6 separate regions of the Mus musculus genome follow, and regions 1, 3, 4, 5 and 6 are each linked to region 2. Evidence: chromatin loops called from intact Hi-C (ENCODE). Cell type or tissue: left cerebral cortex. All regions are shown on one strand. Region 1 overlaps Nkx2-2os (NK2 homeobox 2, opposite strand). Region 2 holds the start of Nkx2-2 (NK2 homeobox 2). Region 3 overlaps Gm34889 (a long non-coding RNA gene). Region 4 overlaps Pax1 (paired box 1). Region 5 holds the start of Gm34978 (a long non-coding RNA gene). Region 6 overlaps Gm34689 (a long non-coding RNA gene).

Evidence for each region. Hi-C counts contacts between places; a loop is a spot of excess contacts. Peaks named below come from ENCODE experiments on the same cell type or tissue, not always from the same donor. Only the 100,000 strongest peaks of a DNase experiment are listed, where the experiment ranks them.
Region 1: it touches region 2 in a loop (7-fold over the local background); 10 of 42 quality-filtered maps call a loop at or near these places.
Region 3: it touches region 2 in a loop (5-fold over the local background); 19 of 42 quality-filtered maps call a loop at or near these places.
Region 4: a loop joins it to region 2, with 11 times the contacts of the local background. A loop is called at or near these places in 9 of 42 quality-filtered maps.
Region 5: a loop joins it to region 2, with 7 times the contacts of the local background. A loop is called at or near these places in 16 of 42 quality-filtered maps.
Region 6: a loop joins it to region 2, with 2.3 times the contacts of the local background. A loop is called at or near these places in 3 of 42 quality-filtered maps.

What each region holds. Positions count from the first base shown.
Region 1 is chr2:147,302,435-147,307,434 of GRCm38, reverse strand. Nkx2-2os (NK2 homeobox 2, opposite strand) reads right to left here. Exons shown (of 6, transcript NR_030769.3): 4 at 3,617-3,815; 5 at 1-2,341. It overlaps Gm14110 (a long non-coding RNA gene), which reads left to right. Exons shown (of 3, transcript XR_003953941.1): 3 at 279-2,462. Among named protein-coding and RNA genes, the nearest start is that of Gm14110, 19 kb to the left of the region's middle. In left cerebral cortex, a CTCF peak has its summit at 1,919 (motif pointing right); DNase peaks (open chromatin) are centred at 4 and 1,955.
Region 2 is chr2:147,183,464-147,188,463 of GRCm38, reverse strand. It overlaps Nkx2-2 (NK2 homeobox 2), which reads left to right and starts at 2,062. Exons shown (of 2, transcript NM_010919.2): 1 at 2,062-2,704; 2 at 3,907-5,000. The coding sequence starts at 2,446. The coding sequence ends at 4,469. Nkx2-2os (NK2 homeobox 2, opposite strand) reads right to left here and starts at 4,381. Exons shown (of 6, transcript NR_030769.3): 1 at 4,104-4,381. 6430503K07Rik (RIKEN cDNA 6430503K07 gene) reads right to left here and starts at 1,040. Exons shown (of 3, transcript NR_108091.1): 1 at 1,007-1,040; 2 at 693-761; 3 at 1-429. RefSeq lists an enhancer at 111-349. In left cerebral cortex, no CTCF peak of the experiment used is centred here; DNase peaks (open chromatin) are centred at 212 and 2,733; H3K4me3 peaks cover 2,209 bases; H3K27ac peaks cover 1,528 bases.
Region 3 is chr2:147,085,966-147,090,965 of GRCm38, reverse strand. All of the region lies in intron 1 of Gm34889 (a long non-coding RNA gene), which reads right to left. Among named protein-coding and RNA genes, the nearest start is that of Gm34889, 2.9 kb to the right of the region's middle. In left cerebral cortex, no CTCF peak of the experiment used is centred here; DNase peaks (open chromatin) are centred at 2,231 and 4,830.
Region 4 is chr2:147,368,989-147,373,988 of GRCm38, reverse strand. Pax1 (paired box 1) reads right to left here. Exons shown (of 5, transcript NM_008780.2): 5 at 1-275. The coding sequence ends at 184. Among named protein-coding and RNA genes, the nearest start is that of Pax1, 6.5 kb to the right of the region's middle. In left cerebral cortex, no CTCF peak of the experiment used is centred here; no DNase peak of the experiment used is centred here.
Region 5 is chr2:146,831,229-146,836,228 of GRCm38, reverse strand. It overlaps Gm14114 (a long non-coding RNA gene), which reads left to right. Exons shown (of 4, transcript XR_375064.4): 3 at 1-349. It overlaps Gm34978 (a long non-coding RNA gene), which reads right to left and starts at 2,389. Exons shown (of 3, transcript XR_003953940.1): 1 at 883-2,389. In left cerebral cortex, no CTCF peak of the experiment used is centred here; DNase peaks (open chromatin) are centred at 1,176, 1,357 and 1,931; H3K4me3 peaks cover 1,240 bases; H3K27ac peaks cover 260 bases.
Region 6 is chr2:146,720,343-146,725,342 of GRCm38, reverse strand. All of the region lies in intron 1 of Gm34689 (a long non-coding RNA gene), which reads right to left. Among named protein-coding and RNA genes, the nearest start is that of Gm34689, 13 kb to the right of the region's middle. In left cerebral cortex, no CTCF peak of the experiment used is centred here; a DNase peak (open chromatin) is centred at 2,599.

The DNA of each region.
Region 1 (5,000 bases), 120 kb before region 2:
ACCAACAAAGGCAGACATTCACCAGTTTTTGCCTTCCCAGGGCCCCAAAATACAACACAGGCCTGTTCTCCCGTCCCCGGCCGAGGCCGCAGCTGAAGCCGGTCTTTATCAGCGTTCCTTTCTCAATATTTACCAACCAATAAATCTTTTTCCCCCTAAGACAATTGACATTCGAATCCCATTCATGTGGAGGCTTGTTATCCAAATAATATTAAATAAACTGCTTCATGATCTACTGAAAAAGTATTAAGATGGGTTCTTTTTTTCTTTCTCTGCAGGTCAATATTGAAGAAGAGAGAGGGCTGTTTCTATGTGAGGGAGGGCAGCTGCCTGCCTCCAAAGAGTGTCTCCATCTCTAGCCTCCTGCAGAGGTGCCTCCTTTCTGTTGCTCTTTGGGCTTCCAGTAGTCTCTGCCCTGTGGCACCCACTCCAAGGCAAAGGCGACAAAGGTTATCTGTGTCACTACTGTGGCCTCCTGAGTACAGGGAGTGTTTCCAGAGTCGTGTGTGGCTGAAAGATCAGTCCTGAGAAATGTGTTGGTAGACCTTGTGTCACTGTGCAAACATCATGGGCTGTTTGAGGTATTCGTTGGTCTATCTCACTGTGCTGATAAAATGCTCAGCAAACGAAACATAAAGAAGAAAGATTTTATTTTGACTTATAGCCTGACGGGACAATCCATCGCAGCCAGGAAGGAAGGCAACAAAAGTCTGGCCAAGTTGAGTTTGCACTCAGGCAGCTGAGAGAAACGAACATACAAAGGACGGTGCTCACCGCACTTTCTCCTTATTCATCCTTGGGCCCCAGCGGTGAAACAGGGCCATAAACATCTGGGGCAGGCCCTCCCATCTCAGAGCAAACTTTCTGGAAACACTGTAACAGATATACCCAAAGGTGTGTCTCCTAAGTAGCTCTCCTTACCCTCAGGGTGACAATCAAGATGGACCACAGAGTTACGGAAATGGACTCAGTTGGTAAAATGCTCACTGGGTTCAATCTCCTGAGGACCTGGGTTCAATCTCCCAGACCCCAAGGAAAAAGAGCTGTGTACTGTGGCGTATATAGGTAATCTCAACACTGGGGAGGCTGGGACAAGGGGAGAGTTCCTAGACTTGCTGTTTAGCTGTATAACATAATTGGTTGAGTGTGAGGCTAATAAGAAATTGTTTCGAAAGGGAGATAGACAGCACTCCTGAGACCTGAGGCCATCATCTGACTTTCTCAGGCGTACATGAGCCTCTACCTTCCCCCCCCCCATGCACACGCACGTGTACACACACTTTAAAAGTGATTATAACCAGTAGAGTACATTTACATATATCTAAATGGTGTGGCTACTCCCTACTTGGTCTCCCTGGTGATGCTGTCATTCACACACAATCGGCCACTGACTAAAACGTCATAGGAAGCACATAACTGAACTCTGCCCATTCTCTCACTGGAGCAAGTTAGTCTTCTGACAACATTTCCAATTCCGCTGTTCCACAAGCAACCCCCGCCTTCCATTTTTTTTGTCAGAATGCATGTCTCTGAGAAGAGACATCAGAGGAGACAAGAGAACTGGAGCTAGCTCTGCTGTCAACTTCATGGTGTAACAAATTACATGACTCTCCTTTCTGAACCCAAACTTCTCCGTTTATATAAGGAAGTGTTCCTCTCTCTAATCTTGCCCTCACTTACTAAGGAAGATCTGGACCACTGGGTCTGGCAAGTTGCTGCCGGAAACTACAAGCACTATCAGCATCTTGATGGAGGTTGCCACCTTGGAGGCTGGGGAATCTTCTAGAGGGGAGAGGACCAGAGACTTTAGGATGTTACTGTCAGTGGATAAGACTCACAAGGTGGTGATCATTCTGTGCCAGGAGATGCCTCAAGACATCATTTCATCCTTGAAGCATTCCATGTGATGACATCCATATTCCACTGGAGGGCGCTAAAGCACTGAAGTTAAATAATGACTGTTATGTAATGCATAGTTTGAACTGAACATCTGCAACCAAGTGGCTTGGTTTCCGAAGCATGATCTCCTCTCAGCTACTAACAGGTAGTGAGGGCAAAGTACCACAAAGCCTGGCACAGCCTCGCGCAACGGTTAAGTAGAGCAGCTATTTCACACACTGGCTGCTGGAGAGCCTTCACCTGAACAGGTCCCATCTTCTCTGCTCCTCAGCTTCCTTTGACTTTGTTCTCACAGGCACGGCTGTAGTCTGAAAATCCACGGTGGGAAATGGCCCCACATCTGAGCACCCACTTGTCACCATGCGTGGAAAGCCTCCCCCTCTGACCTCATGTGACAAGTCACCACGAAAATGAGATGTATGTTGCACCAATAACCTCCAGCCTGTGTGTGTAAGGTAAAAAGGAAAGAAGAATGAAGTTAATGTTTAGACTTAGGTCCTATCCCCAGAATTTCTCATTATCTATAATCAAATTCCAAGACCAAAAAGGAATCCAGAGCCCTGCTTCTAAGCACTTCAGAGAAGAAATTTCCCATTTCTGTACAAGTAAGATGTGTGTGATGTTTCCCTATTGGATGTCAAAAACAAAGTAAAAACTGCAAGCACTGCAGGAAAGATTTGAGGGCCTCTTTGAATAAAACATTTTGTTGGCTCTTCCCTACCTAGTGGAGCTGCTGTCATTTGGGGCTTATCCTTAAAAAAGCTTTTTCTGAACTATACACCCTTAGAAATTACATAAACCAAGGGTTGGGCAGAAGACTCGGTTGGTAGAGCATCGCTGCTAAAGCATGCAGATATGAGTTCAGTCCCCAACACCTCTGGGGAAAAAACAGACCGGAGAGAAGTCTCCATGGCTAAGAGAGCTGCCTGCTCTTAAAGAGAAATAGGATTCAACTCCCAGCACTTTTGTGTACATGACGGCTCAAAACCACCTTAAACTCCAGTTTTAGGGAATCGTATGTCCTCTTCTGGACTCTTCAGGAACTGCATGTGTATAGTAGGTGCATACATATGTACATACATACATACATACATACATATAAGCAAAACACTCTTATGCATGAAATAAAAAGCTCTTAGGGAAGGATGGGGGAAAGAAAGAGAAAAAGAAAGAGAGAGAGAGGATGAGGGAGAGAGAGAGAGAGAAAGAGAAAGGAAAAAAGATGTATTTTAAAAAGCAAGCAAGCCAAAAAGAATTTCTGAGTTCTAGATTTAGTGAAAGGCCATTATCTCAGAAAGTCAAGGTGAAGAGTGGCTGAGGAAGAAACTCAGCATGTGTGCGCACACACACACACACACACACACACACACAGCCATGTAAAAGTGATTTGTACTTCAGTGAAGGGGGTTGTGTCTTTTGATAATGTTTCCATCCTGGACATACTGTCTCAAACTTCCTTTCTTCATTTAACAATGCACCAGGAACATTTCCCTGCTCCTATTCACAACCTGCCTCATTCCTTTTAAATACTGCAGAGTGTTCTACTGTGTAGGTGAAGATTGGTTTATTTTTATTACCCTTTTATAGATATTATGGTGTGTCTAGTTTGTGTTATTCTAGATAATGTCATAATGGATTCCTCTCCACACTCTTCTTTGTGAATTGCTATAGTTTAAATCTTGAATATCCCTGAAGGCCATTTGTAGTGAAAACTTACATAGTAAAGTCTCCAGCTTGCGGTGCTATGGGGTGTGAAATGCATAGGAGGCGGTGAGATCGTTGGAAGAGGGGTCCTTGAAGGAGGTTCTGGAACTCTGACCCCTCCCATCTTTATTATTCCCTGGCTGCTATGAGATGCCAAGCCTTCTTCGGTATGCACTCTCATCATGGTACCCATGCCACTAAGGGCCCAAACCCTGCAAAACAGAAATTTCTTTTCTCTTTTTTTCTATGTAGATTATTTCAGATGTTTTGTCAAAAAATAGAAAGATGATCATTTATGCATGTAAATCAATATTTTGTTGGTGTAAATAATAAGACAAATTGCTGAATATATAATATTATATTCATATTTATTCACACACACACACACATATTATTAAACAACCCCAAATACCATCTAAGATTTTCGCAAATGGTGCACAAAACGTGCAAGACTTTAAGACTCTGAGTAGTGAGGAAGCGTTAGTCAGAGGCAGGCAGTGAGCAGCAACAGTGATAAGCAGATGTGGGGAGATGGGTTGGATTACAGGACTGCTCAGCAAGGAAGCATGTCAGAATACAAGCAGGGGGACAGTGACATCAACAAAGAAAATCCTGAAATGCATCATAATTGAAGGAAAACACAAGAATTGTACTCAGACACGCCAGAGCGCGCTGTGGTGCTTTGCAGATGTATTCCCCCACAGTGCACACACCATCTCCTGGTAGCTATGCTTACCCTGAGCAACCAAATGCTGCAGCTACCTCTTCCAAGGGCTCCTGGATGGCATGTGTTAGCTAGGCATGGCCTATGGAGGAAAATTACCTGTCCTCCATGCTACAATCTATTGCTATGTGCTGGACTAGTACAGACCCTTAGCCGACTGACTTGCTTAGAGAGAGAGAGAGAGACAGACAGACAGACAGACAGACAGACAGACAGACAGACAGACAGACAGAGACACAGACACAGACACACAGACACAGACACACACACACACACACACACACACAGAGAGAGAGAGAGAGAGAGAGAGAGATATGTCCAGAGTCATCCTCAGAACTTCTACTTGGACCAATGCAGTAAGACTTGGCCACAAGAGGGTATACCCCCAGGCACTTTAAAACCTACTTTGCATCTGTGAGAGACCGAAAATTGGGTTTGCTTTTAGCCTGGTAACCCCAGTGCCAGCCTCTGCCAGGATACCAGTGTTATCTATCATGTCCTATCCACCCTTTCCCTAAAGGAAAGTCTCCTCTAATCTTCAGACCAACCTCAAAGCTACAAAACAAAGAGTGAACGCCATATGGACCCTCGACTTCCCCTGTCTGCAAGCTTCTCCTTTGAAAGGCAGCCCACTTTTGTATTATCTATTACTTTTTAAAATCTCTGCACCTTC
Region 2 (5,000 bases):
ATGACAACTAGGGACAACCTTAGATTTATTCCAAACAGTTAGGACACATTGAAAGAGAGCGTCAATCATGTATTATTTCGCCACTGAAATAAATGCAAAAACCGGGCCTGGACAAAGGCTTCCAACAGGAGCGGGACATTTGTCTACATTTCCCTCATTGTCCGCAGCTTAGCAATCGGTTTGTATTTGTGTTTGCCCGGGTCCGACCACCCAGGACGCGCCGACGTGGGGCTCGCTCCAACCTGGGCCATTGTCACCCACGTCACATACTGGGGGCGAGGCAGAGAGAGTTGCAGAAAGCCGCTGAGCAGCTCGGAGTGAGGCGCTGTCACAAGGCTCTAGAAACCCGGGGGTGGTGGGGGCGCCGCCGCGGCCCAAGCAGCTGTGAGCTTGGAGGACTCGATGCCTGAGCGTTCTGCTTCGCCTGGACTAAGGCAACCCAAACAAGGACAGTTAGAGGGAAAAATGAATAGAACCAAGTCTGTTCTTCTCTACCCCCGCCTCCCCCCACCCCAGGCTAAGCCCACTCCTGATGTTAAGTGGGGCGAACAAGTGGTATGTAGCAAACTTGCAGCCTCGTACCTCCTAAATTGAAATAGAATGAAGGGTATATAAGATACAGCGTTTTCCTTCCGGTTTAGAGAAGTTCAGTTCCCAGGTTTGAAAGAGGTTGTTGGAAAGTTCACACTAACCTAAAGCCAACTGGAAGCCTGGAGCACGCCCTTCCAGCGCACTCCCCGAGGAGAAAAAAACTGGAGAAACTAAAACGTAAGAAGCAAACATAAAGACAACGCAGCAACATCCACTAGACCTTCGACCTCGTCTCCGTGGATTTCTGGGTCTTCACCCGGATCGGAGGCGCGCGCGCGCACGCACACACACACACACACACACACACACACACACACAATACCACCTCTCTTTCTTCCCGCCGCTCCACCTTTAGCTGGAGGTTGGGAGGGTAGAGGGCCTGGGAGGCTAGGATAGTAAAAAGGTAGCAGGGTACCCAGGCTCTTCCCTTCGCCAGCTGGAAATAAGCTGAGGCCACAGGCGCTAGGGCGCAGGTCCGAACCCTGCCACTGCTAGAGCCGCAGGCTCCCGCCCCTCCCTTCTCTAGACCGCCCGCAGAGCAGAAAGTGGAGGGCCAGTCCTCTTCCTCCGCTAGGAAACTGGGGGCTGGGGGGGGGGGGGAGGTAAATGAGTCTTTAGCAAATAAAAGGCGGCCGGAGGGGGGTGGTCCTCAGTGGTAGCTCTGGCATGTCCAAGCCTATTCCTCTCCTGGGTTTCCAGCTCTTTCGCGGTTAACTAGAATCAATTACTTGACTTGTCATTTCTAGTACTCATCCTTAAGCTTCAACCAAAATATTGACCTAGGAGGCTTACAGAAGTTGGGCTCTTGCCATTTGAACTGGATCTTGTTTAGGGAACCACCAGCGATGGGAAGGAGAGATTTCAGCGGCTCAGCCTTCACCCCCTCCCCCTTTTCCAAAGGCACCACAAATCGCTAATTTTCTGGCTAGTTGGGGGGCTGAAGGAGGGGGCTTGTGCACGGGGCGTGGAGAGGTAGAAACCTGTGAATGTTAAAAAGGATTCTTTGCCCCCTCCTTTCTGTTTTGTTTTCTTTCTCACCCCAAACCCCCCCCCCTTAAGATGCAATTTGTTAAAACGGCTCTTTTCAAGTGTGTGGACTCGAGAGCGACGCGGTGGTCCTTTGTATGTAAATACTGAGGGAGAAAAAAAGCTCTCCCCATCTTTGCAATTAATTGACACGTTACACCTCTCATCTTGCTCTAGAGGGCTGTTGGCTGGGAGCGCAGAGCTCCCCAAAACCCACAATTTCACATCTGCAAATACTGTCTTCATCCACTTGACTCCCAAGACCCGCCCACACGTGGCCAACCTTTGCGGTTTTAATGTCTCTTCCCCCCTTTTTTTCACCCCTCTCTCGCTCCCTCGACCCCCTCCCTCTTTTCCTCCCTCCCTTTTTCTCCCCCTCCCCCCTCCCCAGGTTCGTGAGTGGAGCCCAGCCTTATATGGACTGATCGCTCAGGCAATGGCCCATTTTTTCCTCGCCACCAGCCGCCACCGCGCGCGGAGCGGCCGCCGGAGCCGGAGCTGACGGCACCTTGGCACCTCTCCTGGAGTTACAAACTGAGGCCGCGCGGCGCTGGGCGCGCAGGCCCCCAGTCACAGCCTACATTTCTGCGTGCTTTCCGAGAAGAGAGAGGCACCGGGTGGGCTTTATTTTTTTTCCCCTTTCCCTTTTCCCCCCACAGTGTCCTCTCATTTTAAATAATAATTATCCCAATAATTAAAACCCATCCCCCATCCCTCCCCCCATTCCTTTCCTTAAACCCCCCTCCCCCGCCCGCTGGGGCTGGGGAGAGCCACGAATTGACCAAGTGAGGCTACAACTTTGTGGCATAAATTGCGGGGTCCGGAACCATGTCGCTGACCAACACAAAGACGGGGTTTTCAGTCAAGGACATCTTGGACCTTCCGGACACCAACGATGAAGACGGCTCGGTGGCCGAAGGGCCAGAGGAGGAGAGCGAAGGGCCGGAGCCCGCCAAGAGGGCCGGGCCGCTGGGGCAGGGCGCCCTGGACGCTGTGCAGAGCCTGCCCCTTAAGAGCCCTTTCTACGACAGCAGCGACAACCCCTACACTCGCTGGCTGGCCAGCACCGAGGGCCTCCAATACTCCCGTAAGTAGCGAAACTTGGCCGCAACGGCTGTGGCTGCCTCCATTGCTGAGGCAGTAACCCGGGTGGACGCTGGGAGTTTTGGGGAAGAAGCCATTTAATGTCCAAGTCCCATCCCGGATCCCTAGATTTTGAAACATTTGCTTAGTATGCCCTTTTCCCTCCTCGGTAGACATCCCTTCCCAGTCTCTGATGCCATATATTTTCTACGGGAGAAATTAAAGCAAAAGACAAGAGAGACGCTTTCTAAAAGCTGGCTAGAGATGTCAACCGGACTTATGGCTCTGGCCGGAGTACCCTGGACTCAGATGGCCCAGAGGACTTGGCTTTGCTCTCTGGAGCAGGGATCCCTGGTCAGGGTCCGGCTAGCAGTAGAGGGTGGAGGAGGCTTGGGGTATAATAGCTCATCCCTGCCCCTGCATGATTGTAAAAAAAAAAGAAAGAAAGAGAGAGAGAGAGAGAGAGAGAGAGAGAGAGAGAGAGAGAGAGAGAGAGAGAGAGAAAGAAAAAAGAAAGAAAGAAAGAAAGAAAGAAGAAAGAAAGAAAGAAAGAAAGAAAGAAAGAAAGAAAGAAAGAAAGAAAGAAAGAAGGAAAGAAAGAAAGAAAGAAAGAAAGAAAGGAAGGAAGAAAGAAAGGAAGGAAGGAAGGAAGAAAGAAAGAAAGAAAGAAAGAAAGAAAGAAAGAAAGAAAGAAAGAAAGAAAGAAAGAAAGAAAGAAAGAAAGAAAGAAAGAGAAAAACTATGTGGTGCGTGCAGCGGCGGGTGTGGGTGTCCATCCAGAAAGTCCGAAAGCAAAAGCGAAAGCCCCCCAAACCTGGTTTACCCCGCCAAGCCCATCAATGCTGGGATTGTGAGGTTTTCCTTTTAAAAATCTGCCCACGTCTCTCCAAAGAGGAAACTGTTTAAGGGGTCCAGAGCCCTTAACCCTCAATGACCGTCCACACTCTGCGCTTCGCACTAAATTCTCCTGAATAGTGGGAACCCCTAGAAACTTATGCCTCAGAGCCCCCGCTGCGCAGACTCTCCTCTGAACCCTAGCAGACCCCGACGGCTTACTCGGGCGGGGATTGCTGCAAAGGCAGCGGGTCTGGGCTGGTCCAGTGGGCCAAGGGCCCACGGAAGAGCCCTGGGACTCCGGGTGACCCAGGTGGCACTTGGCCTCCAGCCGCCTGATGCGCTTCTCTTCCCCCCCCCCCCCCCACCCAGTGCACGGGCTGGCGGCCAGCGCTCCCCCCCAAGACTCGAGCTCCAAATCCCCAGAGCCCTCGGCTGACGAGTCACCGGACAATGACAAGGAGACCCAGGGCGGCGGGGGGGACGCAGGCAAGAAGCGGAAGCGCCGAGTGCTCTTCTCCAAAGCGCAGACCTACGAGCTGGAGCGGCGCTTCCGGCAGCAGCGGTACCTGTCGGCGCCCGAGCGCGAGCACCTGGCCAGCCTCATCCGTCTCACGCCGACACAGGTCAAGATCTGGTTCCAGAACCATCGCTACAAGATGAAACGTGCCCGGGCGGAGAAAGGTATGGAGGTGACGCCTCTGCCCTCGCCGCGCCGTGTGGCAGTGCCGGTCTTGGTCAGGGACGGCAAACCGTGCCACGCGCTCAAAGCCCAGGACCTGGCAGCCGCCACCTTCCAGGCAGGCATCCCCTTTTCCGCCTACAGCGCGCAGTCGCTGCAGCACATGCAGTACAACGCCCAGTACAGCTCGGCCAGCACCCCCCAGTACCCGACAGCACACCCCCTGGTCCAGGCCCAGCAGTGGACTTGGTGAGCGCCGCCCCTCCAAGACTGGAGGCCTTAGGCCCTGGCCCCACCCCAGCGGCGCCGGTGGCGAGGAGGACTCGATCCTTACCACGGTTGTTATTATTATTATTATAATTATTATTATAGAGTCGAGTCTGACTTTCGACTCAGTTGAGGAGGCACAGGGAGGTTGCCTGTGCCTCCCCGAGTGGCAGATTCCATTGACTCTGCCCCATCGCTCTCCCCTTTGAACTTTTGGAGAGGATAGAACTCTAAGCCGTGTTTACAGAATGTTTGTGCAGCTTTGCTTCTTTGCCTCTCTCTCCCTGAGGGGACCAAACCATCCCAACGTTAACGTTGTCACTTGAAAAGAGAAAGGACCAACCGGCCCCCACCCCACCCCACCCCCGCACTGCTTTCGTGAATTTTGTAAACTATGTTTGTGTGAGTAGCGATATTGTCAGCCTTCTAAAAGCAAGTGGAGAACACTTTAAAATATAGAGGATTTCTTTTTTTATAAGAAAATGCTAAATATTTATGGCCATGTACACGTTCTGAC
Region 3 (5,000 bases), 97 kb after region 2:
TTTTTTTTTTACTGAGGGTGTTGTTCGAAGCATTTAGCCTTAGGGTTGATCCTCAGTACTTCAGAACTGAACCAGCATTAAACCCTCCACTGCTATCTATTTGCTTATTTATTGACAGGATCTCCACCTATAGCCCAAGTTGGCTTCAAATTGACCATAACACACAGGCTAGCCTTGAACCCACAATTCGTATGCCTCAAGAAATTTATGATTACCAAGGCGTTACCACATCCAACTTGATTTTATTTTTTGAGGCAACTTTATCAATCAGATTTTCCTGATGGTCCTCACAATGAATGGAGTAATTAACTGTTTTGTATCAGGCTTTTTAATGCATGTTATTGAGCTAATAATTAAATTGTTTGAATTTTACTCAAACTGTTTTATGAGGGAGACACTTCCTTGTAATCACAATTATCAATCAAGTATTCAGACTGATATACATAAACAACTACTAAATAACACTTCAACATTAGCAATATAGACAAAAAAGAAAAAAGTGAAGAAATTATTCTCTGATTGTAATATTGCTCTAGGTTTTTCTTCTAAAATGTACATAGTACAGCTTTAATGACAATGCAATAGCCTAGTAATCAACCAATGTCAAACATTGGAGTTGCCCTCCAAGTAAGTGATGACAACAATAACCCAACTCCCCAGCTCAGGTGTGAAAAGAACTCCTTTGATTGTTGCAAGCTAATTTGTAAAGCTAAGGTGATACACCATTTATATAATTTGCATTGAAATCATTGAACTAACTTAGACTGGAGAAATTGATTGTGTACAAAGTTATGGATGTATAATTTTTTAAAGGATATGTGGCTGGGCAGTGGTGGCACACGCCTTTAATCCTGCATGTGGGAGGCAGAGGCAGGCGGATTTCTGAGTTCCAGGCCAGCTTGGTTTACAGAGTGAGTTCCAGGACAGCCAGGGCAGAGAAACCCTGCCTTGAAAAACAAAACAAAACAAAACAAAACAAAATAAAACAAAACAAGAGGATATGTGTAGTAGTTCCTATTAAGAATGTATAGGGACAGAAAAATTAGATTTTTCTCCCTGCATAAAACAATAGAAATTATTTTTCTTAAAATTCAAAGTATTCTTTTTTATAACAGGAATTTAATGACATTGTAAAATATGTGAAAAATAAATAGAAATAACAAAGTTTTAAACTTTCTATGGTAGCAAGGTATACATATAAACTTGTTAATTAGAAGCAAAAATTATATTTCAATCTTGTTAGTTTTCCTATAGCATATATAACTTTAACACATTATTTTTAAAACTACAGAAAAGTGTAAATACCTAGTTTAAGTTTATATTACCAAGGTAAGAGATTGTAATGTAGTAGATGTACTTATACATCTTGTTTTGTATACATATACACATATACCCTATTATTTTCTGCTGCAAGTTAAAAACTAAGATTACAGCTTTCCTATAATGTTAGAAGTACATTGTTTGGAGTGGGTTGCCTTATATTATTTGTTTGTGGAGGGTTTGTTTTGTTTTGTTTTGTTTTGTTTTTGTTCTGGGGTAATCATATCAAAAAGTCACTATTATTATTTAGCCAATGATAATCCTGCTGATATTTTCCATTTGTTCTCATGCTGTTGGAAAGATGTACTACTAATAATTGTACTATCTTAAAACAAAGTCACTGGTTAGACTTACCATTGGTAAGAAAGCAGAAGACAATTTTTCATCTAAAAATATCTGAATATTTTTCAGATTCATTCAAGAGTCTTTTTGTAGGTAGTTAAATCACAAAGCTTTTGCATTTTATAGAGAAAATATGGAAGTGGCACTGGGTAACCGAGAAAGAAATGTAAAATAATTTAAATAATCAATTAAAACTAAAAGTGTCTAGGAAAACTAAAAACAAAATTGGAAACTAAATTCCAGAAATTGATAAAATTATCAAAAACTTAAGAACAAACTTCATTTTGTCTCCTTAGCATTTTGTTTATACCTTCAAATTTTGCTGCACAAAACAAGTTCTATTGACATGATTCGTTATTCCTTTCCAAGTTAAAAAAAATATCGCAATTGTTATATTTCAGCTACTTCTCCAACATGAGAATTTCACTAATCAAATAAGTTACAAGTATTCCAAACTAATTCTAAGTGCAGCAAGTGTCTCATTTCTAAACAGCACTTATATTCTTGGTTATTCAGCAAAGAGTAATATTTTCAAGAACAGTCACCCTGATGCAGAAATCCAGGAGCTATTGACAATCTATGTGCCACCATAGAAAGACAAAGTCTCCCTCTTGGTTCTTGCTGGAACTCTACTTCAAAAGGGGTCTGTCACAAGGTTTCTCCTCTCTCCCTAGGCGCTCTGGCTGAGCTGCCTGACAACTGTAAATCCCAATTGCAGGGAAGACTCTTGCTTCTGATTTTAGAATTTTAGTTTAATTTAGATTCTTGTTAGGATTTTTGTAAGTTAGCTAACATATCAGAGATTTTCAATAAATGTCAATTTTTGGGTTTTTTTTCAAAGAATAAACCTATTGAATCTTTTTGTCTAGCAATTTTTTTTCTGCTATAGGCTGTCTTATGGTATGTTTTCAGTGTTGTGTGAAACTACAAAAATCTAAACTATGAAAAAGAGTCAAGGCACCAAAAACCAAACAAATGCTGTCCCCTGTATGTAAAGTAGTATTGTGCTTCAAGACGTGGAGCCAATCCTAGCAGAATACAATGTCAAGTGTTGTGAGGAGAGGAAATGGGAAAGGAGACTAGATTAAGAGAAGGAGAACCATCTCTTTTCACTACTGTATTCTCTTTAAGAGTTTCTTTCTTTCCTTTCTTTCTGCTAAGTGCTAAGAAAAGGGGAGGAAATAACAAGAAAGCATTCCTGAGAAATACATTTTCGTGACATATAGTCAATAGAATTTAACTATCACTAACTATAAATTTCCATTCACAGTTTGGGCAGAGAATAATTGGATGAAATGAGTTTGATGGAAATCTTCAACAGAGTATCAAACTATTTTGTCATTAGTTTGATATACTAATGTTTACATCCTCCAGAGTCTATTATCAAGCTCACGTGCACACATCCAAATAGCAACTATATTTTAAAGGTATGAAATTTCTAGGGTAAGACACAAATAACTGATAAAAGAAAATGTGGGGGATTTTAAGAATTTTTTTTTTCTTCCAGAACATTTCATGTCCAGGAAAAGAATTCTACTTGGCCTATGATGTTCCTAAACAGTCAGAAAGTGAATTTCATTAGAAATTCTGTTTTGTTTTATGTTTTCATTTTATAGTGGGAAACCTCCAGATCTGCGTGCATTGATAAACTGAACAAAATATAGTATAAGCACTTATAAAATTGCCACACTGGAGTTTTACAAATAAAATGTCACAAGATAAATATATAACTTGAAAATAAAAAATTAATCTGAAAAAGACCTCTAACCAAGTTTTCTGGCTTGGCTAGCTCATCAGCATGAAGTTTATGATAACTGCTTCATGTTTGAAATGTGTCTAAGCTTGAAAAAAATAATGGTTTGCAAGAGGCTTTCATATTCACAGATATTATGGCAACTATATTTACTTACCTTATCTTTGTTTAAAGTTTAAGATTACATTTTGTTGTTTTTAAGCTAGTAAGTAGTAAGGAATACAATTTAAGGTAAAAAAAAAAAGTTTAAAACCCACATTGTAAAAGGATCCCAGCATTTGAGTGCCCTCCCCCCCTAAAGGTTTCTTTGTGTATCATTAGTTCAAGAAATATAAGTAGGCAGTTCCAGCATAAGTGACCTAGCTCAAGTGTCCCAAGTCCAGGAAAGACCTGTAAAAGTAGCATTGTGTCAGAATGTAGCAACACTAATCTTGTTAAGACAGTAACTGATGTCTATAAACAACTGCTAGGACCTGGCATTTTGTCCCACAGTATGTGTTTTAAAATATTAACCACTATTCTGGTTGTCATTTTCTTTCCATGAGTGACCATATGGTCTTTTTTTCTCCCTACAACAGGCAGATTCTTTGCAAAAGGACACTGAAATGAACACAGATGTTGACTAAAATAATAAGACAAAACCATCAAGGGCATTCACACCACAGGGCTGAAACCAAGAAAAAGAGAATGTGGAGCAGTTCAGATCTCCACGGCATGTGAGTCCAGGTTAAACTTTGGTGGTCACGCCTTTGTTTTTAGATACAATAAAATCTTGCATAAGAAACACTTTTCTTTCTTCTACTCCAGTTTTGAGGAAAACTTTTAAAATGTGTCTTTGTTTCCCTGCTCATCCCCATGTTTTCCAATTTTACTGGTACCTGCACACTTCTTTGTCTTTTGTCTTGCACTTACTGTAAGTTCATAAAGTATAAGTTCTTTGTTATGCAGGAACATTTGTATACCAAGAAACGAATTTTTTTTTTTAAAAAATCAGCTTATGGGTTTGAATTTTTTCAAGAGAGCTGTCGTTTTAACCTGCTTTCTGCATCCACATCAACGTTGATACTTTTTAAACAGGTTATTTTCCCAACACCACCAAAAAGATCCATTACAAACAAGTAGACATACTTGAATTCTCTCTCTCTCTCTTTCTCTCTCTCTCTCTCTCTCCCTCCCTCCCTCCATCTTTCCCTCCCTCCCCCTCCCTTCCCTCTTTTTCTCTTTCCCTCATTCTCTCATATCAGGATAGTGACAGAAGAATAAACCCTAAGTCAGATTCTGGGGATGAGGACAAAGAAAATATAGCGGTAATGAAGGTGCAAATTAAATATGAAACTTTTTTAGCAAATACACTTCATCTTGTTCAGTTTCTACCCTGAGAGTAGGAGCACCATACTTACAAGTCAGCATCTCTCTCTCTGCGTGCTGTACCTCTTCTTTGGATTTGTATACTTTGAGCTAATTTGGAAGTGTCCGTTAGGTTGCCTACAAAATGACGCTTTAAAGGATCTAACGATGCATAAATTAGAGAGCCCTACAATGGCAGAGGACGGTCATTGTACCTCTCCTCTTTATGTGCTCTTAT
Region 4 (5,000 bases), 190 kb before region 2:
GAAAGACCTAAAAAATTCCAGGGTTTCCTGAAGGAAGCACCGGCGGAACTGTTGAGACCAAAGCAATGCCGGGGCCCCAACTCCAGGATGCTGCTAGCGCAGAGGTGCAGAGGTCGAATGAGCTGAGCTGCACTCCCGGCCGGCTCCTCTGAACCGGGCTGTGGCTCTGTGAGAGGACAGCCCCTAGGAGGTCGAGGCTGGGATGGGCAGTCCGTGTAAGCTACCGAGTGCATCCGTGGCCTTGCCTCCCGGGCTGGGGGGCTTCCGGTCGGTCCCTGCGGAAGAAGCACAGGAGCATCGGGTCACCGCCCAGAGCCTAGGCTGTAGAGCAGGATGCCAGCAGGTCACGGACTTGGGGACGCTCACCCTTCCGTGTCCCGTTCAGGGAGCCACTCCACAAGGCGGGCTAGTGGATCTCCTCAACAGGCCGCTTCTCCAGTCATTCATTCCTGATGATGACCACAGAAGCAAGGGGTGGTGTGCACGTCTTCAGCTCCTAAGGAGACTTCATGACTAACCTGGCGCTGACCCTGCAGAGCATGTCCTCCCGTCCCCGACCCACCAATCCACTCCAGACCCATGCGAGATAAGCAGGATTGAGGGGCAGCTTAGGGTGTCTGGAGGTAGGCCGGGTGCGGAAAACGGGCCACCAAACATTCTTGGGGGCCTCAGACTTGAGCCAAGGTGGAGCTTTAGGTAAGCAGCGGAACACTGCGGCCACAGCGCATCCTGGGGCCTGTGGGCCTCTGGATTAAGTGGCAGTGGGCTTGCCAGATCAGACGGTATTCTGCGCATTGCTCTATTATTTGGGGTTTTGGGAAGGGGCCCAAGTTTTGCTACTGGAAGCCAGAAAGTGACGCCACGATTGTGCAATCCTATTTTTCCTTTCCCCAGAACCCGGATCCGGCTGGCTGTGCAGCTTTTCCTCGCACCAGGAGGCAAAAACAAATTATCTCTGACGGGGGGTTTTCGATTTTCTTTCCCTCCTCTCACAAAAAGCCACTCTCTAACGCATCAATTCCAATTCGTTGAGGGGGAACTCTGATTTGCCAGCTCCAGGCAACTTTGAAGTAACAGTACACACACACACACACACACACACACACACACACACACACACACACACACCAGGTTAGTGCAATATTTAAAGAGATAGATATACAGACAGTCCCGACCAAAGTCCTCCAGGCGATACCCCCACCTCTCAGTTCACTTTACTAAGCACAGTTATGACTGTACAGCCAAATATCCAGACATCTTTTTCCATCCTGATCACACACTTCAAAAGTGAGGACCTGTTTTTAAAACATGTGAGGCGAAGGCTTCTCAGGCAGAAATGACAAGTGGAGAAAAATAAACACCCAGGAGCCAGGAGATGAATTCCACCCCCACTTTGGGAAGATTCTCCCGTTTTTGGAGTCACTTAGCATACTCTAGTCTCTGGGAACTGTGACTAGGGAAGACAACTTAAAAAATATGGGAATTGCAAGAACATAGCATATGACAGAGAACCAGGAGAGGCTGGGACTCCACCAAAGGAGAGGGAATAGGAAGGAGTTTCATAATTTGCAAAGGCTATCTAATCGTCCATGACAGAGTTCTCTTTTGGTATTGTCCAAGCACCAACTCTGGATTAGCAATAATCAGAACAAAATTGCAAATTCTCTTTAACAAATAAATAGCAAGTCTTCTTCCTGGAAGCCTGAAAGTGACACTCATAAATGTGATTTTTTTTATTCCCCCCACCCCTTATTTTTAAATCTCTCCTGGGATCAGTTTTTGAACGTTAAAGTTTGCTGGTTTCTGAAACACGGGAATGCCTTTGAAGTCAATGTGGTCCCTCACCTTGGGGAGGAAAGTACTGGCACAGAGACCTTTGGGTGGCTGTGGAGGTTCTTAAAAGCCCATCCCCTCCTTGTGAAGAGAAGACTTCCTTATTCTTCTCTCAGTTCCAAAGAATTAAAGTTCCCTTTCAGGAGAAGGGAAGCATCAGCAGTCATTCCTACTTTCTTGCCTCCACAGGAGGGAAAACAGAGTTGCTACCTTCCGCCAAGACAAAGGCAGTAAATTGTGAAGCACAAGCTGATATTCGATGAGGTTCCAGGTTGAATAATGAGTAAGATACCCATTTGCAGCTAACTGGAGGAACACACTAGTGAATATTGTATCCTGGATACACATTGGGTCATCAAAATAATTTGATTTTTACTGGGTATATTTATATTCATATGAATACAAATTCCTATTGTCTCTGAAAAGACAATTTTGTATCAAAAAGTTAACTAGTATTAATTTTACTATTATACAGTAAACAAAAAGTAATGACAGTAAACTCTCATGAAACAATTTTCTTTGAACACATTAATTGTTTAAAAAATTGTTAAAAGCAAATGGCACTGGATTAGATTACTTTGCTTTAACTCTTCAAAGTCCAGTTAAGGGGCAATTCTTTCTGCCCATGAGAAGAATGTAAATTCATACTGCAAGGGAGTATGTAACTTTTACATTTCAAAAACAGGTGCTTAATGAACAATTCTGTTTACAACCACTGAGCACAAATGCTTGCAAGCCAGCCTGAGAAATTGTTCACTGGAATGGATGTGAATAATTCCTTTAACACATTTTTTTAAGGCACTGTATGGATCAGGATACTAACTTACTAATTTAATAACCAATGTAGTTAACTTGGTTGTAGGTTCTGTATTTTATTGTAGGAGATGGATATGATGGTCACAGGGGTTCTGCCAGTGAGGTGTTCTGTATTTCTGAAAAGGGGGTGTCTGATAAAAAAAATCAATCAGGAATAACCCCCAAATACAGATCCCTCCCAAGCTGACTACAGGTCTTTGGAGTTAGTGAGTGTGTGATCACCTTTGGATCTTATCCTTGATACATCACAGGTTTTTATGTGAGGCAGAAGCACCCTCATGACCAAGTGGCCCTTCTGAAAACTACTTCCTTTTGGAATCAATGAACTCTTCAGTTTACTATGTCTTCCTTCTCCTTGGGACCAACCCAGGAGAAATCACTTAAATTCTTGACTAAATACTTTTAACTTGAGTAAGCCTGCTCAGTTAAGCAGGGTGTGGCAAAGCTCATTTAAATATCCACACCAACAGTCCCACTTCCGTGTGAGAAACTGAGTGAGGGGGAATTCACCCTGAGACCCTTCAACTGTCCTTAAATGTAGGGGGCTAATGAAAGCTATTTTCAGGTTTCAGAATTCTTTTCATGGACTTTTTTTTCTCCAGGTGAGCAAGTAATGTTATCCTATTATTTAAACTAAATTAAAATAAAGTCTCTGACTCGGTCTAGACAAATGAGTGCAGTCTTAATAGGCTAGGATAGAACTGTTCTACAACGTAGTTAAGGGTTGGAGAGATGACTCAGCAGTCAAGAGCACTGACTGCTCTTCCAGAAGACAGGTTTCAATTCCCAGCAACCAAATAGCAGCTCACAGCTGTTGGCAACATCTGATACCCTCACATAGACATGCAGATAAAACACCTTGCACATAAAATAAAGATAAATAATTTTAAAATACTTTGAAATTTCAAAAGCTGTTTTCTTCCTTCAGTTTATTCCTGTGGATCGTACCTAGTCTCCCCTTCCAAATCCGTGATTCAGTTACCTGGCCTCACCAAAACTTCTTGGAAATAGATCTTTTTGTCTGGGAACTACTATCATCTGTCTAGCCATGGGCACAACCCCACCACGACCCCTTCCAGCATTGGTGGGTGTGAGACAGGTAAGATCAGAACTATTTCCTAATCCCAGAACACCCTTCTGGCTCATTCTGTCCTTTAGTTTGTGTGCATGGTCCCCTTCTCTGCTGGAGCCGAAACTCCCTTCTAGTAGTGAAGTTTAGATGTTCTGGTGATCAAAACCTAAATACGAGCAGGTTCAGAACGGACAGATTTAAGATCAGGTGAATTATTTCTCAGTACAGTGAAAAACAAGAATTTCACAGACAGTATGATTTAATCCATGCTGGCCCCATGTGTTAAATCTCTGGTTGACTTTTTAGAAAGCAGATTTTGAAGGGGAAGGGGGACGAGGCTCCAAGCCACAGCGCCCTGGGATGGAAAGAACCTTAATGCTTTCGATTTCCCCGCCGAATGCGCTGAGGAACAAGAGTCTAAGAAAGAGCAGGGCCAAGGTTTAAAAGGAACCGAGAAGAAAAGGAAGGGCAAGACTCAGTGGGGAGTCCAGCTGTGGAAGTCAGGAGTGTCACTGATAGGGTCCAACCCAGGCTCTTGTAGGATTGAAGTGCAGGACTCTCTCCACTATAGAAAGCTACTGTTTCTAGGCTACCCAAATGTGGGCCTGGGGTGTTTTGCAATTAACACATTTTTGCAGTCTACACAAATGTGGGCGTTTTAGACCATTCTTGGCATGGAGAACATGAAGCCAGAACGGGCAACAATTTGACCAAAGATATAAGAACTTCAATGACACCTAAAGTCTTGATTACCAGCCTGACCCTCTTCCTTCTCTCTCAATAGGTTAAAAGGGGCAGTTTAAAGTGAACCGCTCACTCTCTAGGTGCCCTTTCTTTTTTTTTTTTTTTTTTTTCCTTTTTTTTTTCTTTCCATTTTTTATTAGGTATTTAGCTCATTTACATTTCCAATGCTATACCAAAAGTCCCCCATACCCACCCACCCCCACTCCCCTACCCGCCCACTCCCCCTTTTTGGCCCTGGCATTCCCCTGTTCTGGGGCATATAAAGTTTGTGTGTCCAATGGGCCTCTCTTTCCAGTGATGGCCGACTAGGCCATCTTTTGATACATATGCAGCTAGAGTCAAGAGCTCCGGGGTACTGGTTAGTTCATAATGTTGATCCACCTATAGGGTTGCAGATCCCTTTAGCTCCTTGGGTACTTTCTCTAGCTCCTCCATTGGGAGCCCTGTGATCCATCCATTAGCTGACTGTGGGCATCCACTTCTGTGTTTGCTAGGCCCCGGCATAGTCTCACAAGAGACAGCTACATCTGGGTCC
Region 5 (5,000 bases), 350 kb after region 2:
CCTCTGAAGTTGACCGTTTTGCTCTGGTTTAATTGACGCTGTTCAACTGAGTGACAATTGTTCTGCGGATGGGGCCATCCATCCCCACCCCCGCACTCAAAAAAAAAAATAGTCTTTGCTTCTTGGTTCCTTCATGCCAAGGGGCAAAGTGTGTTTAAGACAGTTTTGGCAAACATGTCCTTTGGAGCTTTGCTTTGTTAGATTTGTGTTTATGTACTTCGGGGAAGGTGGATTAGATTCTTCCTCTCCAAGATAAACTGAAGGCGGGATCCTGGTGCCTTTCCCTGGCGCACCCCCATTGCTGGCAGGAGCAAGAAGGAATCTTTTGGTGGGCCAGTTATACTAGGAGGTTAGTGACCTACTGGGGAGCTTTCCCCTTTTGGTGGGTCTGGGAGGAGCAAGGGAGAAGGGAGCTATGGGTCTGGGCCTTTTGGTAAGGTTCCAAGAGCCTCAAATTCCTCTGTATTGGGCTGGCGCTTGGGGCAGAGTCGGTGGAGTCTGGGAAGACATGGGCTGTCCAGCTACTATGGGTTGTTGGGGAAGCAGAGGATTTCACTGGGCATTTGGCCTCGTTCTGAGAACCCTTAGCCTCCGAGCTCCATAGGACAGCTTTTCTTCCTCATCAATAAAAGTCTATCCAAGAGCCCCAGTGTACCACCACCCCCCACCCCCAATACAAATCTGGGCTGTGAGCCTTGGATGCTGTCCTCTGGAACTGAGGAGAAAAACGTAGGACTCGACTTCCCAAACCTCCAGATCTGGCCTTGCGTATCCGGATCCAGGGCAAGTCTGGGACTGACCTCTGCATCCCTCTGGCGCCAGCTCCAGGCGGTCCTTAACACTAAGGCGATCGTGCAGTCCCTGGCGCCGCACTTAGCTCACCTCGAGAGCCTCCAGGCGGGTCATCCTCAATTGGAGTGCCCCCTTTCAACTCCCCACCTCTTCCGGGTGGACTGCAGACCCCCCCCCGCACCCCTCTTTCTGCCAAGTGCTAAGGCCACAAGGGCAGCTTTTCTAAGAGGTTGGAACCAAGCGGTTAAATTCCGCGGTTCAGGAAAAGCGGTCTTAAGGCGATCCAAAGTTCACTGCCTGTGCAAACCGAACCTCAGAGTTTCTGGTTGAAGAGCCGTGCGCCCTAGCAACGGACTTGGGGCCGCTGCAGAGGCTGCTGAGTAGTAGACTACGCTCCAGGAGCCACCGAGGGGACTCCCCGGAGGATGTGGGAGGACCTTTCCCTTCTCACAAGCCTTGACACTCTTCTCCCCGGCCGGAGTCGGGAGAGTGTAAATTAGGGCGGACCTCCAACATCAGCTGGGGAAGTCATGCCCGCCCGGGCTAGGCCTAGAAGCCTAGGTGGGACAGCTGTTACAGCTCCTGTCGCTTTGGGGAGTGGCTAAGTAGGTCAGCCACTTTGCCCACTATTACCGCCCCCCACGGTCGCTCGCGTGTCAGTGCCGGTCCCCGCGCCACCCTCGCTAGCGCGTTGTCCCTTCAGGTCGCCGCGTTTACCAGCGCGTTTTGTTCCGCAGTTGGATTCCAAGCTGAGGGGCTGTAACCGTGCTCTCCTCCGACGGACGCTAATCAAGTAATTTCCCCATCCCAGTCCCATCAAATTGCTCTTTAGCTGTTGAACCACGGAGTTTTGCTCGTCTTTTCACATGCTAATCACGCCCATTCAACGGCTCTCGGTGGGGCTGTTTGTCGCGGGATAAATCTCCTTGTTTGCCCGCTGCATGATTAATTGATATTGTTGTCTGGCTTTTGTGGGGACCGCCAGGAGCTGAAAGGCGACGCGTTGTGGCTGCGCCGGGGGCCGCTGGAGACATCTTCGGGCTGCGGAGGTCCCCGCAAGGTCGGGCCAGGGCTGATGACATTATGCGCCCGATTTGGTTTTCCTTATTAGAACGATGATGAAAGACTTGGAGACCCCAGTCTTTACAGCTCACCACCCGGGCGCAGAAAGCACACAGCATTTAAGCCACAAGCGCAGACAAAGCCCTGGCATTTGCTCAATTCAGGGAAATGAGTTGGGTGTCCAAACAGGAGACAATTACATCTTCTTTCGGCCCACCCGGGATTTCAGTGGAGCTGAATGTGGAAATACCAAGTAGAGGTTTGGATTTTCAAACAAAGATTTTTTTTAAAAATTGTTTTTTGATTGAGGACGCTAAAGATGAGAAAAACAGTTAAAGAACCAGCAAAGGGAGCCATCGCTGCTGCAAACAGCGGTCCAGCAGACGCCTTGCAAAGGCGCCTAGGCACTGGACACTGCTTGTCAATTTGCAGAAGTGCGCTGTTCTGCTAACCGGCTTGCTAGCCACCACCAAAGTCCGCCCAAATGAGGACTAAGGCCCCAGTCACCCTGCAAATTCCCATTTTATTTAACGGCATCGTTCCCTACTCGATGCTGTATTTTTCTGTAGTGCAACCAAACCTCCAAATTCCTTTGCCCTTCTCCCGCCCCCCCCCCGGCCCCCGCACCCCTCTTCTGCACCCTGGGGTTTTATCCTCCACGGACATCCCTAAAACTAGGAGATTCAATTAAACAATTCCAGTTACGCAGAGCTCCTACGGTCTGCTTATTGCAAATATTTCCTTTTTCGAGTTCTTAAAAGAAAAAAAAAGGCAAAGCAAAGAAAAGAAACTGTCGCCTTCGCTTTCACTGCGCGCGGGGTAATTGATAGGCGCCATCAGAGGTCAGAATTTGCATAAGAATTAAGAGCAGTAAATTAATTTAATATTCCGTGCACATCTCCAATTATTCCTGGAGACCTTTGTCTCCGCGGCTGCCAGAGAGGGGATTCAGCTGCTCTTCAACCAAACAACATCTGTGCGGTTAATAATTTGATAAACAGCTCATACAAATAGTTTCTGAATTATCTGGCTGCCCAATGACTATTCAGTTTGGAAACGTTTTGGCAGGGTCTCCCTGAGTCCTCTGAGGGTCTCGGGCTCCCGCCCTGACATCAGCAGAAGACAATGTGTAAAATAAGTCATTATCATTGAGTAATAATCCTAACCCTTAAAAAAAAAAGCCACAGCCTGGGTGTACAGGGTTAGAGCAGGTCATCTGTTAGAGATTTCGCCTGTGATGAATAAACAGGCTGGGGCTGGGCAGAATGTAGAGCACACTGTGTATAGGAAAGCCTTGGGGTGCTGAGGAGAGTGCAGAGATGTGCAGCTAGACCTCAGAGAAGAGTCTTGTGGAATGATGAACTAGAAGAAAACCAAGGTGTGGGAGAGGAGCCGATGGAGATGAAGTTTTCACTATGTTGCTTCTGTATCTTTCATTTTTCTCTCTACACATGTGTTATTTTAAAACAAATAATGCACACAAAAAGTCACAGGCCCAGAGAGTAGGTAAGCTATGTTGGCCCCTGTGGGCTTTGACTCATTTGTTTCTATGCTCCTCTTGGAACATACCTCCTCCTTTCCACCATGACTCACCCACCAGTGTCCTGAAAACAGCTTCTCACAAAGCTCAGGTGAGAACAAGGCAGATGGAGAGGGCCCCCCAAAAGCTTTAAGTTGGCCCAAATAGAGAACCAGCCATTATAAGATGATGCTGTCCTATCTCAAACGCAGTCCCAATTTAGACACAAACCCCTCACTGTTACTGTCTGTAACACACCGAAGATGTCATGACTGTCATTGTGCTCTTTTATCTTCCTGCCGCCCTCAGCAAAGCCTCTTCCTGACAGAAAGTCTAGAAAGGAACCATTTGATCTTGAATGAGACTCAGACTGCTCTAATTCTTGCAACCTGTGCATTGCAGCTGTTTACAACATATATGCGTTTATCCTGGAATTGTTCTGCAGTGACTTCAATGTAACAGGGGTTCCACAAGAGTCTTTATCTCTGTCTATACATTTCCAGGCGTTTGATGTACACACCTCATACAGTCAGTATTTGACTTTCTATTTCCCACATTGCTCACAATCTAAGCACTTGAAGGCACTGAAAACTACCCAGAAGTTCCGAGGAGTGTGGAGCCAGTAATATGATAGTAATGAGCCCCTGGTAGCACTGAGCTTGAAAGGCAGGCAAACCCTTCAGGCTCTAGGTCTAAACACACAACATTACAATGAATACAATGCTTGCCTGGGCTCAATTGAAGGATTCCGTTTCCAGAAAACAAGTCATCATGTCATTCGAATAGGACAATAGTATTTCTACTAGGCACATCCATTTCTATTTTTAACATTTTCTTCTTGCATTTCATTAAGTTTCTTTCACAGAACTGTAGATACAGTGGGGCCTTGAAGGCTTTTATATGCATACAAATCGTCTCTGTTATTGATTGGGAGGATATCTGTATATTATTACTACTACTACTACTACTACTACTACTACTACTACTACTACTACTACTACTACTACTACTACTTTATTCAGACTTCTTTAGTCACTCCAAATGACTTGAAAACATTTATCTTCTTAAATGGAGCATTATCAATTCTTTGGGGAGACATTCTAATTTTAAACACCGACATATTCAATTGCTTAATCTCCAGCTCTGATGTTACTTGTTTTCATGCTTAAACTCTACCCCTTTAGGTTCTTTTACACTCTATATTTATCTTCCCTAAATGTTTGACTTTTTTTTTTCTTTAAAGCAGCAAGGGCAGAAAGGAGGTTAGTAAATAAGAAGGCAGATGACATTACATTTTTGACTCCGTGAGAAAAGACACAAATCATGAAAAGTTGAGATTCTTCTCTTACTCTGTTCAGACAAGCTTTCTGCACACTATTCACGTTAGTAAGTTTGGAAAGGTTGCCTTTATGAATGCTCGGCTCTTTGGTGAGGAAACGTATTGCCAATGCAGTCTACTACGTCAGGCATATCTTTGGAAGGAGGTTTGAGCATAACCAGAAATTGGTCCATTGTGTTTGTGAAGGTAGCCACCTTCTTGTGTGGAGTTCAAATAAGAAGTAACCCTTCCTCTTCATGCTCATGAGCACTTCAAAATATTCGGGGCCATTGTAATGATCATTTGGTG
Region 6 (5,000 bases), 460 kb after region 2:
CAACAAGTCCTCTCTGGGGACAATTAGGGCCAGAAAATAAATATTGACACATTAGACTATTTCCTCGTTGGTTTTCTGGTGATTGTCTGAGCAATCTGATGGGGGCAAAATTCCACTTTTCTGATAAGCGATTCTTGGGCTAATAGAAACAAATAAAGTAAAGGCCTCTGTCCACAAAGGGCTGGGCAGGCCCATTGTGCAGAACTGCTAATCGGATTAAATGGACTCCCGGCTCTATTTGCAGCCACCCAAAGTCTCCTGAACATTCTCTACATCTGAAGGGGACCCATCATGGTGGCTCCTTTGCTGCTGAAATCAAATGGGGAGGTGAAAGCAAACCATGCCTCTCAGCAAACAAAATACAGGGCTGCTGAATCCTTGAAATTAAGCAGGCAAGCCGAGAAGATGGTTCTGGCCACAGAGCTGCGGAAAACAACGCTTGTCCTTCTGAATATATTTCCCCCCTGATTTCCATTTTAAAAAGGGATAAGGAAAAAGGATGGTAGGCGTGTAACAAATCGCTACATGTATGAGAAGCCCAGAAGTCTTGCAGAAGTCGTTCTTCTCCAGCGTCCTGGGGGGCAATGCATCTTTCTGATTCTGCCAATTTATCTAGAAAATATTACAATTTAATCTATGTTAATAAAAGACCAACAGTGTAACAACGCCTGGGGTTTTATGTGTCTGGCTGGCTTCTATTAGCATTTAAATCTGCGTCCATTACATCAGTCTCTTAAAAATAAACACAAACATTTATGCGAGTGACAACTCGAGTTAGCCTTCGTCAGTCTTAAATAATGTCACTCAACTCGGCATTTGGACCCAAGCCTGTGAATCATGAGGTGTATTTTTGCCTACAGTCTGATAATTTTCAAAGCTATTGGCAACCTGGGAATTTTCCTTCCTTATCACCAGGGCTCAGCTAACTTCACTAAGACTAATCAGGCCGGGAATCATTCATTCAAGGATTGCATGATCATGTTTTTCTTTAGCTGTGACAGCTGCCTCAGCCACATTAGCAATGCAGATTAGCCAGCCTAATAGGTTAATGCAGAACACGCGAAAATTAGGTTTAATCCCCAGTGAAATAATCTAACATTTTCACATTTCTTGATGTTGGGATAGAGACATTGCTTGTGACTCAATTAGGTGTAATGTAGATCAAAGCAAATTTACCTTCTGGCTGAACCTTCCCGGAGTTTTGACAGAAGAATACAGCCAGGGCCCTTTGCTAATTGGTGAATAGCTGTCAGAAAAATATTGCATTAGGAACATGTAGGTTGTGAGCAGAACTCTTTAGGCCTACCTAAGACAGACAATTGATATATTTTGCAGATCATTGCATCTATCACTTTAGCATCCTGGTCAAGTTATAGCTCAAAATAGAGGCAAATGCTTTGTGTGCCAACCCATCCATCCTTTGAGTGAAGCCTCCCTCCCTCCCTTTCTCCCTCCCTCCCTCCACACCTTCTTCATGTCCCGTTCAGGAGTATCACAATTGTGTTCTGAATGGGCCTTCATTGTGCGGGAAACAGAAAGAGAACAAGAGGGTGTCTAATGTTTTCATTCTGGCGAATAGCGTATCAAACACACATCTCTTTCAATCATAAAAAGAAGGACACAAAAATTACATGCCCTCAGTTGCCAAATTATTTTTTTGCCTTGACATCTTAATTCTTAATCCTTGTGTGTGGTCAAATCAGTCTACTATAGGCAACCAATCAAGCAATTATTTCTAAATTATATTTGCCCAACTCACATTGATTGGCCATTCTTTTCTTATTGGGTTAGCTCATTAATTCTGAGCAGCTCGCTTATTATGCCTTCCACATCATTTTCCTTCCGAGCCTATCTGCTCCAACCAGCCTGCTGATGTTTCAAGATGCCATGGGGGGGGGGCGACCAGCGATCTACGCATTGTCTCCTCTAGCAATTACAATTCACATTGCTGATTAACTTTGATGTGAAAACTAATGAGATAAGACAAGTTATCAAGGCGGGCCTGATCGTCATTCCATTTATACAGCATTTGCCACCGGTGAATGACAAAACCTAATGAAGACGTATCTGACAGCAGGCTGAGCCAAGACAGGTTTGGTACTGTCAGCCAGAGCTCTGCCCCCTTCTCATGGTCTATCTGAGACATGCTGGAATTAGCTTAATAATGAAAACACTTCATCTAAATGGACACATGTTTACATTAAAATAACTACATGATAAATAGATGGTGGAGATTTTATGCCTTCTTGAGTCTAAACAACAAAGTAAAAATGTGTGCTAGGATTCACTAAATCATTAGGAAAATTCAATTTAAGCTATTGCCCTTGTCCTGGAGCATTTCCCCATTTATGGGTAACAAATGTTGGGTTTTGGAGGGAGGAGAAGGGACTGGATCTGGGAAGAACAGGAATGATTTACTCTGCTAAGATGGTAATAGACAGATAAACAGAAGTACAGAATTGGTGAAGCTAATGAACACTGTCCCCTGGCAATAACTTTGTGGCGAGGCAACCCGCTGTGATGAGAATTCAGGCTGTGCATTTTCATGAGGTCTCTGCTTTTCTGAGCCTCAAAACGGGCAAGCCGCTGGCTCTCGGTCCGCTGTGCAGAGCTCAGAAGCCCGCCACGCCTGCATCTGATTATGTTGCAGATGCAAAGCATTTCTCTAGATACATTTGTATGCATTCCCCCTAACAAATTAACAAGGAAAGGCCTATTACACTGGAAATGTACATTTTCTTTTGATACAATTTTTGGGCTAAGCATTAAATCTTACCAAGAAAGAAAGTTGTCCTTAAATTGATTAAACACAAGGATCATACTTGAGCTTTGCTGAAATTCTTGAGTATTCCTGTGACTAAAGAATACAGAGGCTTTTTTCCTTTGCCTCCAAAAATCATGTAGGTTACACTAGCCTTATGGATACAAAAGGAAATTAAGTGCTGATTTGTTTTTTTAGACATTAGCTTTTTCAATGAATCATGTTATTGTTTTGACTAAATAGTTTTCAAAAATATAAAAGACAAAAATGTCTATTTTCCTAGAAGAAGCATTTCCTCTTACTGTGTACATTTGTATTCTGTTTTGTTTCTTTTCATAATAAGCATCATAGCACATTATTCCATCCAAATAGCATGGTGAAGTTGATATAAAACAGTGAAAATAGATGCTAGTATATCTTGTTTGAAAAAAAAAAAGATGGTGAGGTTTTATTTTGTTTTCTTTAGCTAAATATGATTTAAATATGGTTTAAAATATTTTAAAGTAACTGCCCACAAATAGCACTTCCAGTTATACATTTGGTATTTTTAAAAGGAATACACGAATAATATCAGCATCGACCATAAAGCTAAACCTCTCCTATTCCTGCTGTACTCACCCCCAAGGATCACAGACTGGCACCACAGCAATCACAAAACAAAACGCAGAATTAACACAAATCTACATTTATCTTTGATGCCTTGTTAAAGAATTCTATTGCATTTGATAAGAGTTAACAGAACGTAGCAGTTTAAACATGAAGAGACAAATGGGTACTTCGGTGAGGGATTAGGTTTGGAAGCTCATCTCAGAATCTATGGTAAATCTTACAAATCAGAAGACACTTTTATAAAGTACTTGCTTTAGAGCTAAAAGTACAAGTGGGAAGTTGACCCCCAAGATGGCTTGATGATGAGGTGCCAAGTTTATAAAATTCCCCTGTAATAAAGAGTCTGCAACACTCACTAAACACAGAAGCAATTGTACTAGAAAACGGGTTTCCAATTTTGACTCAAGTGACAAAATTAAACCCATCTGAAGAAAGGCTGTGGAGTTCTTCTTTCGAACCCGCCTCCTTCCCCTCCCCCCTGATACTCCGGTTTCTTTTAGCCCATTTCTCTGTTGAATTCTCTCCTGGTTATGTTTACCACTCAATTCTAATGTTAATTAGAGACATACACATCCGTATTAGTAACCCACGTTTTCATTAGCACAGCCCACCCTGCCAAATGAAAAACCCAGGAGTGTGTCTGCCCGTGAGCCAACAATGCAGAGATGGCTGTATTATTGAACACGCATATCTTACATTCTTTCCTCCCTGGTGTTAATTTTCCCTTTCTATGTACTCTTATTATGTTCTCTCTAACACGGGTGGCGGGTTCCTTTTTAGTCTATTTCTTTAATCTATTTTAATAAATAATTACAGGCAGGCTACAGAATTTATTCATTCCAGAGAGCTACCTTCTTCGCATTTTTTTTTTCCAGAAGCGCAGCTCAAGGAGACATGGTGATAACCAGGGAGGCCTGGAATCTCTTCTACACAATGTCATTATGAGCCCCCATTTAAAATGAAAAATGTACATTATACTTAAAAGCAGTGCAAGGTTAGCGCCTCTTCCCAGGGAATACTTAACAACAAACAGCACTGGTTCCATACTCGGGGAAGGAGACAGAAGTAAATGAAAGGAAGGAAAATTCATACAAAATATTTTAAAGATATACAAGGCCCTCATCAGAGTCCCATACCCTTTGTTTTCTCTATAATAGGGAATCATTTTCATCCACCGGACTGTTTGAAATTTTCATTCCTAAGCCAATTAATTTACTCTTGCTAGTGCGATACTTATGGACTTTTTGTTGGTATTATTAAAACTGAAAGAGAGAGAGAGAGAGATCTTATCCTATTTCTCAGGGTTTTTTTTTTTCCACATGGCATGGAATGAAGAATACTTTCTAATATTTTGATTTAGATCCTCGTGGAATTAAATTCCTTCATCTGCCTTTTTGACCCTCATCCTACAAACAGGTGTGAATAGACTGAGGCTGTAGCCAGCCAAATCTCTCTCTCTATCTCTCTCTCTCAACAATTCCCCCATGGATGTATAATACGCTTGAGTGTCCTTCCACCCATGAACTTCACTTCTTCAGAGTTAAGCTTTACCCTGGTCTTATCTATGCACCAGGGTAGTCAAACAGGGAACTAACTTCAGAGCTTAGCTGCACAGTGGATTTGTAATATT